2 separate regions of the Homo sapiens genome follow, and region 1 is linked to region 2. Evidence: chromatin loops called from intact Hi-C (ENCODE). Cell type or tissue: tibial artery. All regions are shown on one strand. Region 1 overlaps AUTS2 (activator of transcription and developmental regulator AUTS2). Region 2 overlaps AUTS2 (activator of transcription and developmental regulator AUTS2).

The links. Peaks named below come from ENCODE experiments on the same cell type or tissue, not always from the same donor. Only the 100,000 strongest peaks of a DNase experiment are listed, where the experiment ranks them.
Region 1: it touches region 2 in a loop (30-fold over the local background); 2 of 110 quality-filtered maps call a loop at or near these places.

Annotation. Positions count from the first base shown.
Region 1 is chr7:70,648,294-70,653,293 of GRCh38, forward strand. All of the region lies in intron 5 of AUTS2 (activator of transcription and developmental regulator AUTS2), which reads left to right. Among named protein-coding and RNA genes, the nearest start is that of GALNT17, 480 kb to the right of the region's middle. RefSeq lists an enhancer at 163-212. In tibial artery, no CTCF peak of the experiment used is centred here; no DNase peak of the experiment used is centred here.
Region 2 is chr7:70,542,526-70,547,525 of GRCh38, forward strand. All of the region lies in intron 5 of AUTS2 (activator of transcription and developmental regulator AUTS2), which reads left to right. Among named protein-coding and RNA genes, the nearest start is that of GALNT17, 590 kb to the right of the region's middle. In tibial artery, no CTCF peak of the experiment used is centred here; no DNase peak of the experiment used is centred here; H3K27ac peaks cover 560 bases.

The DNA.
Region 1 (5,000 bases), 110 kb after region 2:
TCACTGAGTCACCTTCACCAACACCTTTCACGCCTCTGGACTTCAGCTTTCTCATCTGCAGCACGAGGGAGAGGAATGGGCTGAGGCTTGCCATGGTGCTTTCAGGGACAGGCGTGGGAGCATCTGTGGTGAGTTTGCAGTTCTGTGTTGTATATGTCTGCACCAATGAGAGTTTCATGATCTTGAATTTATACATTCATATCATGAAGCACAACCTAGTAGCATGTTTAGATGTAGAAACACGATATAAAAACAAAACAGAATTTGTTTTGGTTTTTGGTTTTTTGTTTTGTTTCGTTTTGTTTTTTGAGACAGTCTCACTTTGTCACCCAGGCTGGAGTGCAGTGGCGTAATCTTGGCTCACTGCGACCTCCGCCTCCCCCTTTCAAGCAATTCTCCTGTCTCAGCCTCCCAAGTAGCTGGGATTGCAGGCATGCACTACCACGCTCAGCTAATTTTTTTTTAAATTTTTGGTAGAGACAGGGCTTCACCATGTTGGCCAAGCTGGTCTCGAACTCCTTACCTCAAATGATCTGCCTGCCTTGGCCTCCTAAAATGCTGAGATTACAGATATGAGCCACCGCGCCCAGCCCTGGAAGGAACCTTTGTTAAGAGTTCATAGTAACAGGGTGCTAAAATGAGTTTATTAAAATAATCCCAGTAGATGAAAGATTAGGAGATCTCTTTTGAGGAAATTAGAGAGTTTAGATCTGTTTTGAAATTAGGGAATGCCTTTTCCTATTGACCTAAGTCTCTGATTATATATGTCAACCTCAGCTTACGGAAAGAAGCTGACATGTCAAAATAAGAAGAATAGGCTGGATATGGTGGCTCATGCCTGTAATCCCAGCACTTTGGAGGCTGAGGCAGGTGGATTGCTTTAGCTCAGAAGTTTGAGACCTTTAGATTAGAAGTTTGAGACCTTTAGATTAGAAGTTTGAGACCAGCCTGGGCAACATCACGAAACCCCATGGAGCATGTCTGTGGTCTCAGCTACTTGGGTGTTTGAGGTGGAAGGATTACTGGACCGCAGGAGGTGGAGGTGGCAATGAGCCAAGATCATGCCCCTGCACTCTGGCCTGGCAGAGTGAGACCCTGTCTCAAAAAAAATAAAAAAGTAAGATGAATAAACAATGGTTAATAGAAACATAAGTGGTGGGACATGGGGGTCAGGATTTAATCTCAGAGTGTCCCAGTGGTGATTTATTTTATTTATTTATTTATTTATTTATTTATTTATTTATTTATTTTTTGAGACGGAGTCTCGCACTGTCACCCGGGCTGGAGTGCAGTAGTGCGATCTTGGCTTGCTGCAGCCTCTGCCTCCTGGGTTCAAACGATTTTCTTGCCTCAGCCTCCCAAGCAGCCAGGATTACAGGTGCCCACCACCATGCCCAGCTAATTTTTTGTATTTTTAGTAGAGATGGGCCTTCACCATGTTGGCCAGGCTGGTCTTGAATTCTGGACCTCGTGATTCACCCGCCTCGGTGTCCAAAGTGCTGGGATTATAGGCGTGAGCCACCGCACCCGGCCCCAGTGGTGATTTTGTAGGTCAGCAGAGATGATCTGTGTGCCACATTTCCTTGTAGCTTAACAATGGGCCTCAATCATGTGGTGCTTGGGTTCTTAGAATGTGGACAGCCAAGACATTCCAGCCACAAGTAACAGAACAAAATGGCTTCAACCATGGCAGGGGGGCGGGTGTGAGTAGTGTTTCTAAATGGGACTGGTTAAGTATTTTGGGGCACGGATTGGCTTCTCTGCCATTCTCTTAGCTTTCTCCTCATGATTTCAAGATGGCCGCCATAGTTATCAGACACTATTTCCTCAGGAAGCCACACTCACAGACAGGAAGGAAAGGTGTTCTTCCTCACGTACCTCTTTTTATCAGGAGGAAATTCTTTTCTAGAGACCCCATAGCAAACTTCCCCTCAGGTTTCACTGGCCAGAACTGGGTTACATACCGTCTCCTAAAACAGTCACCGTCCAAGAATAATGGGATTGCCAAGGGTGGCCTGAGCCTCCTGTAACAGGGGAAGACCACCTGCCCACAGCATGGCGCCATGCAGTACCTGAACAAAACCTGGGTTCAGTGAACTTGAGGGCTCTTGCCTGGGCAACCAACAGGGTCTGTCTGGGACCTTAAAGTCACTGATTCTGACTTAGCACTTAGGAATCAGGCATGTGGTTTAATCTCTCTGAATGTCAAAGAATGTGAGCTGGTCAAGAGCAGATCTAGAACTAGAATCTCTTTTCTCTTACTGTGACTCTCATCCCCACTCAGCTTTCTTCCTGGAATTATTTTTACTTTCAAATGTGTGAAGTCAGACATACAACAATTGTGCATTTCACTTGAAACTAGTATCTCGTTGATTGCTACCAAGAATGTTGTTTAAAATTGAGAAGTACATACATTTACCTCTACATATCTCCAGTGAACTTCTGTGACCATTAACTGTCAATTTTATCAGATTCATTTTACACGCAAAGCAAACACATCTACACCCTTGTCTCAAGAAGTTTCCAGGCTAGATGAAAAAACTGTTCCTGTACCCATGACAGTTAGACATAAATTAATAGTGCCAACTAATTGATTGATGACCAGAGTTCAAATCAGGGGAAGAAAGGATCACGTTGAGGGCATGGCTGAGGCCCAAGAGAATGATTTCAATGGACAGAGAGGAAGGAGGAGGAAGTCCGAATGGGATGAAGATAATGTTGATAGTAATGATCAACATTACAGTTATGAGCACTTGCTGATATGAGTAATGATCAACTACAGTTATTGAGCACTTGCTGTTTGAGATAAAGTTCTAAGCACTTTACATGTCTTAACTTATTTCATCCTCACAAAAGCTATTATGAGATGGGATTATTGTCTTCTCATTATTTCCGCTATATAGATAAGGATCATGACATACAAAGAAGTTAAATAAGGTACCCAGTGCCCTAGAGTTAGTAAATGGTAAAGCTGGACCCAGGTAATGTGGCTTCATAGCCTGCCCCCTCTCTGGTGCTCAGCCTCATTTACTGTAGCAAACTCACGAAACTGGGAAACCCAGGGTTTTGTGAGGCGACTTCTGTACAGGTGTTCCTTAACTTACATTGGGGTTACATCCCGATAAACCCTTCATACGTGGAAAATATTTTAAGTCAAAAATGCATTTAATACACTTAACCTACTGAGCATTGTAGCTTAGCCCAGCCCCCCTTAAACACGCTCAAAACACTTACATTAGCCTACCATCGGGCAGAATCAACTAACATAAGCCTGTTTCATAATAAAGTGTTGAGGATCTCATGTAATTTATTGAATACTGTACTGAAAGTGAAAAACAAGATGGTTGTATGGGTACCTGAAGTGCAGTTTCTACTGAGTGCATATTGCTTTCATACCAGCATAAAGTCGAAAAATCGTAAGCTGAGCCATCGGAAGTTAGGGACCATCTGTATGTTGATTTAGCTGAAGGGAGGATTTATAGGCAAAATAGTGAGATAAAAGGTAGGGAAAGTTTTCACTGAATTCAGAAGTATTTGGAACTGGGGCTGGTCATCTGGATCCCAGAAAACACTGGCAAACACACGCACAGAAATGCACAGAAAAAGAATACCCCAACATTGAACACCAAAGGCCCTCAGACTTTGGCGCCTCCATTTTGAAGGTGAGGGATGTTTCTATGTGTCTGTAAGCAGTGAAGACATCACCGGATTATGATCACATCATACATTGCACACGCCGTCACGGTTGCACGTTGCTCTAATCCCATGTATATTACTGTGTCTATTTGGAAAGCTGCAAGAGCCATTTATTTATGAGTGACTAAGTGGTAGTTGACTGCCTTCAACTCCTCATGTTTTACAAAGTAGGAATCCACAGAGAATAGCAGTAACCAATACACCAAACCACCTTCATTTTGAGATGAATACTGAGAAGTCTTTCATTACTCTGCAGTATAAAGTGTTTACTAAACAGAATTAAGCCACAGCATAATACCCTGCCTTCCTTCTTCTCTATTTGATTCGTCCTACTTAACACCAGCAAAAGTACTTCTGCCATTTTTTTTTTAGGGTTAGACAATTTATGCCATTTAAAGTGTAAAAATGGAATTTACTTGGCAGTTAGAGGGAAAAGAATTGACATTATCTAGACACAAGGAGTTCATGGGTATAAAGTCTCAGATCATCATTTCTGCTAAAGATCAAGTACCTAAGTAAATGTAAAAGACTACACTGAGAGAGACATCCCCAGTTGGAAAATGTGCCAAGTCATAGAAAATTGTGGTAGCCCTGAATTTTCAAGAATGGTTTTGGCCAGATGTGGTGGCGTGCGCCTGTAGTCTCAGCTACTCGAGAGGCTGAGGCAGGAGGATCATTTGAACCCAGGAGTTTGAGTTCAGCCTGGGCAACATAGCAAGACCCTGTGTCTTACTTTTTTAAAAAAAGAATGGTTTTATTGGTGTATTTTGATTATTGTAAACTAATTGTAGACTCTAATTTACTCTTGGATATTGAGATCTGTTTTGACTCTTGGCAATGGTGGTGTTTTTTGGTGATTGGTTGATGTTTTATCTGGCCTGATATCCAGATTCTTTTTTGTAATGTACATACTCTTTCCTGATATCGTTTATATGACAATCCTCCCCTCCCCTTATTTAAATAGAGGTTTAAAAGTTTAACAAGCCCAGGTGTGGTGGCTCATGCCTATAATCCCAGCACTTTGGGAGGTCAAGAGAGGAGGATCACTTGAGCCCAGGAATTCAAGACCAGCCTGGGCAACATAGGAAGACTCTATCTCTACAAAAAAATAAAAAATCAACCAGGCATGGTGGTACACACCTGCAGTCCTACCTACTCAGGAGGCTGAGACAGGAGGATTGCTTTCGAGGCTGCATGAGCTATGATCATGCCACTGCACTCCAGCTTGGGCAATAGAGTGAGACCTTGTCTCAAAAAAAAATTAATAACCCTATCTCTCATACTTTTATATTTTCTCTTTGGAA
Region 2 (5,000 bases):
GTGGGGTGTCCTCTTTCCAGGCACTGGCGCAGGCCAGCTACATGGCATTTCATCTCCTTAGCAGGCCTCTGGGGTAAACTTTATGTGTTAAACTTTATGGTTAACAGAGCCCCCTGCTATTCATTGTCTCCTTTATTTATCAACCAGCCCCATGAAGTCAGTGGGGAAATATTCTTGTTCCCATTTAGCAGATGGGGCTCAAAGAGTAGAAGAGACGTGCCCAGAGGCACACAGTTATACTGAGTAGCTGAGCCAGGTGTCTTAAATCCAGGTTGTCTGACTTCTGGTGCCCCAAGCTGACTTCAGATTTCTTTTCTTCTTATATCAATGATGGCATCAACTCCCTGACCTCCCCCTTCTCCAGAATGTTGCCTGGGTGATTGGGTAAGAGGATATAAATAGTAAGTGAAAAAAATAGATTCAGTTCCAAGCACTAAGGGGCTGAGACAACTAGACACTGTGGCAGTGCTACAGACCTTTAGATCATTTTTCTGACACTCTCTAGCTAAAAAGGAACATGGACAAGTGACACCCAAAAGTCCCTAGGCTTAAACCAACTGTCTTGTGGAAATATAATATAAGTATGAGCTATTCTGAGCAGGATGACAGGATTGGAATTCAGTAAAGTTTTAGATGGACTTTGAGATCCAAATAAGGGAGGAGTATTATAAAGAGCTCTATAAAAATGGTTTAAGGAAGGGTGTGGTGGCTAATGCTTGTAACCCCAGCACTTTGGGAGGCTGAGGTGGGTGGATCATTTGAGGTCAGGAGTTTGAGACCAGCCTGACCAAGATGGTGAAACCTCGTCTCTACTAAAAATACAAAAATTAGCCAGGCACCTATAATCCCAGCTACTCGGGAGGGGTGGTGGCGGGCACCTGTAATCCCAGCTACTCGGGAGGCTGAGGCACGAGAATCGCTTGAACCCGGGAGGCAGAGGTTGTGCTGAGCTGAGATCGCACCACTGCACTTGAGCCTAGGCGACAGAGTGAGACTCCATCTTGGGAAAAAAAAAAAAAAAAGGTTAAAAATGCCAAGCTAGCAGAGAGAGGGACTCAGACACACACACCTAAGTTGTTGCTCCAGCCTAAGCTGGCCCACCACTACCTGACTGCAGTTTGTTGCCTGTCCCGTCATGCTTGCCTTCAAAATGCCTTTGGATTGTTCACAAGCTCAGGAGCCATGGGCCTCCTCCTGTTGAGGGGTGTTTATTGTCTAAATCCCTTACATGTGAATTAAAAATAGGCAAAGGTAAAAAGGCAGGAGTTTTCTAACAGGTATGGGAGTGCTGTAGTAGGCCAGTGGCAAAGACTATCGCCATTTTCTTTGCCTGGGACTTGTTGAGTCTTTGAAGTCTACCTGAATTCCAGAGTCTAGGGCTTCTTGATTCCTTAGCAAGAGCAAAGGGATGTGTACCCTCTCTTTCAGGCTTTGGTGAATTAGACCTTGAGACTTCATAATTAAAATGGATTTAATAGAGGCAGGGAAGCTGGGATGTCTGCCCCAGTAAGCAGGCATCTTCTGTCAGAAGGAGAATGTGTCCTTTGTATTTAAACGGTTTCTCCAAAAGGCTCTAAATGAGATTTGGGACTTAAACAAGATTTGGTGTGATTTGCTAATTACCCAAGTTACTATTACCTGATTAACACAGGAATCCTCATAGTCTGTTGCAGTGCCTTTCTTCCGGGTGCCAGGAGGCTTGACATCTGTCACCTGTTCACTTGGAGGCATTTTAAGTAACCCAAATTATGTATGTCTTTTCTGCTTTAGGATTTGGTGCCTGATTTTTACATTTAAAAGTTAATAACTACCTAAAGGAGGTTTGCTGCCAAAATACAAGAGTGAAAACTGACAAATCTGTTTGTTGCTGACAGTGAGGTGGAGATCTTGGTTTATTCATTCCAACTAGTTAGGCCGAGAAATGATACACAGGACAGTACAGAGCTCTTCCTGGTGACCATCACAGGCATCAGGAATAAATCCCCTCAAATCTCACTTTGCCCCACCAACCTTAATTGAGGCCTCCGCTTGAGCAGTGACAGAACTGGAAGGGTTGGAACCAGAAAAGCTAAGTGTCTTTCTCAAAATCACACAGGCCTGCAGTTAGGATTTGTCTTTCGTTGTTTTTTATTTTCAAGATAATAAAAGGTTTCCACTTTGACCACCAGGAGACCATGCTGACTTTCATTTCAGAGATGGGGCTTCAGTGTGATAAAGTGATCTAGGTTAGAGTCTTAGCAGGTTTCCCTTGAGATCTGAATGGCTGCGGGGTGTGCTGGGGGCTCTGTACAGCAGCTGTTAACAGTTTTCTCCTTCCCATGAAGACGGCTTATTTACCTGGGTCTCAGTTCTGAAGATTGTTTCCAGGTATGCTGTGTACTGAAGGGACTGAGCGTGATCCAAGGAGCCTGGGACCTATGTACTTGGTGACCAGACTCTCCTCTCCAAAAGCAGGGACCCAGGGGACCTCATCCAGCATCCTGAGAAGCCTCGCTTTGGACAGGCCTGAAATTTCCCTTCCTTCATCCTAGCTCTTTCATCCAAGACAGTGATTCGGGAAACAGTATTTCAAAATTGAAATTCAGGCCTTGAATTTCAAGTCTAGAAGAACTGTCCAAATCATCGGTAGGAAGAGCTTGGAAGAAAGGGAAAGTCCCACTGTAATGCTAAAAGAGAGCCACCCAGCCAGGGATGGTCTGCATCCAGACCAGAGCACAGGTCAAAGGGAAAGCCGAGAGCAGTTCCCTAAGTTCTGGCATGGCTTTTGGACGCAAAGCAGCTGGGCTGCGGGCATGCTGTAAGGACAGAGGACCCTTTAGGGTTCCATCTCTTCGGAGAGAAAGTCCCTGCTGTTCCAGTTCACTGAGTGTTTAAGAGGAAATAACGGCCTGAGGCATAAGCCACTCACCCATATAAAGTGAATACTTCCTCAAGGGCACAAAGAGACCACTTGGTAAATGACTTCACCCACCTGCTTTAGATGGTGCTCCAGTGCACTGAGAATGTTAACCTCATTCACCCTTCTGTGGATGAGCAGATTATTCCTAGAAAATGGTCCGTTCATGTTTGACCAGGCATAGCCCCACTGTGAATGACAAAGTCTTTTTTGACCTCCCACGATCTTTCTCCCTTTCTGTCTCAGCCAAGCCTTTTCTTCTGGAAGGAGCTACTCTCTTTTGGCTAGACGATCATTCAGAGGAGTCACCTCTGTCCCTCCCCCTACTGATACATCTCAGGGTCTCAGAGCCGTTTATGTTCCCATTTTTGCATCTTGACATAGGGATGCAAAGATGGGAACATCAAGCATCAGTTCTTCCGAGCCTTCATAGAAGGAGTGGGGGGAGTGGGTAGACATGGAGATGAAACAAGACTGGCCATGGACTGATCATTGTGTAAGTCTGGAAATGGTTGCACAGGAGTTAATTTAACTACTTTGTTTACTTTCATATTGGTTTGAAATTTCCCATAACAATAAGCTAAAAACAGATAGTAAGGGATCTCAAGTGTCTTGGGCAGTGGTTTTCCCATTGCCACAATATATGTGGTGAATGGGCATTATCTGCTTGGAAAATTAACAAAATTAAAATTTACATATAGATCAGTGAAAACACTGCTACAGAGTTAACTTAAAATTTTAGCTGGGTGTGGTGGCTCATGCCTGTAATCCCAGCACTTTGGGAGGCTGAGGAATGTGGATTACTTGAGGTCAGGATTTCCAGACCAAGCTGGCCAACATGGTAAAACCCCATCTCTACTAAAAGTACAAAAATTAGCCAGACACAGTGGCTCACGCCTGTAATCCCAGCTACTTGGGAAGTTGAGGCAGGAGAATCGCTTGAACCCGGGAGGTGGAGGTTGCAGTGAGCCGAGATTGCACCACTGCACTCCAGCCTAGGCAACAGAGTGAGACTCTGTCTCAAAACAAATCAAAAAATTTAATATAATATGTGTTCATTATAAAAATCATTCAGGGCCAGGCGTGGTAGCTCATGCCTGTAATCCCAGCACTTTGGGAGGCCAAGATGGGCGGATCACGAGGTCAGGAGATTGAGACCATCCTGGCTAACACAGTGAAACCCCGTCTCTACTAAAAATACAAAAAAATTAGCCGGGCATGGTGGCGGGCACCTGTAGTCCCAGCTGCTGGGGAGGCTGAGGCAGGAGAATGGCATGAACCCGGGAGGTGGAGCTTTCAGTGAGCTGAGATCATGCCACTGCACTCCAGCCTGGGCGACAGAGCGAGACTCTGTCTCAAAAAAAAAGAAAAAAAAAAAATCATTCAGGTACAGCCAGAGAGAGCCACTGTAGATAGTTTGAAATCCAAAGACGTCTTATGTGGGCATTACCCACAGATGTGCATGCCTGTGCAGCTTAATTTTAGATTTTGTTTTCTTTTGCTTTGTTGTTTTGTGTGTTTGATTTCTTTTCAAATCAGATTTATGTTTCTTACCAGCTCGTTTTAACAACTTTATTCAAATATAATCTACATGCCGTAATATTCACCCGTACTAAGTGTATAATTCAGTGATTTTTTAGTAAATTTATAGCGTTGTGTAACTATTGCCACAATTCAATTTTAGAACATTTTCATCATTCCAGTAAAATCCCTCATGCCCATTTGCAGTTAGTCCCCATTACCACTCCCAGGTCAAGGCAGCCACGAACCTATTTTCCATCTCTCTAGATGTGCTTTTTCTGGACATTTCATATAATGGAACAATACAATGTTGGTGGGTTTTTGTTTTGGGAGACTGAGTCTTGCTCAGTCGCCCAGGCTGGAGTGCAGTGGCGCAATCTCGGCTCACTGCAACCTCCGCCTCCCGGGGTCAAGCGATTCTCCTGTTTCAGCCTTCCAAGTAGCTGGGATTACAGGCGCCCGCCACCACACCCAGCTAATTTTTGTGTTTGTAATAGAGACAGGGTTTCACCATGTTGGCCAGGATGGTCTCGATCTCTCCACCTCGTGATCTGCCTGCCTCAGCCTCCCAAAGTGCTGGGAT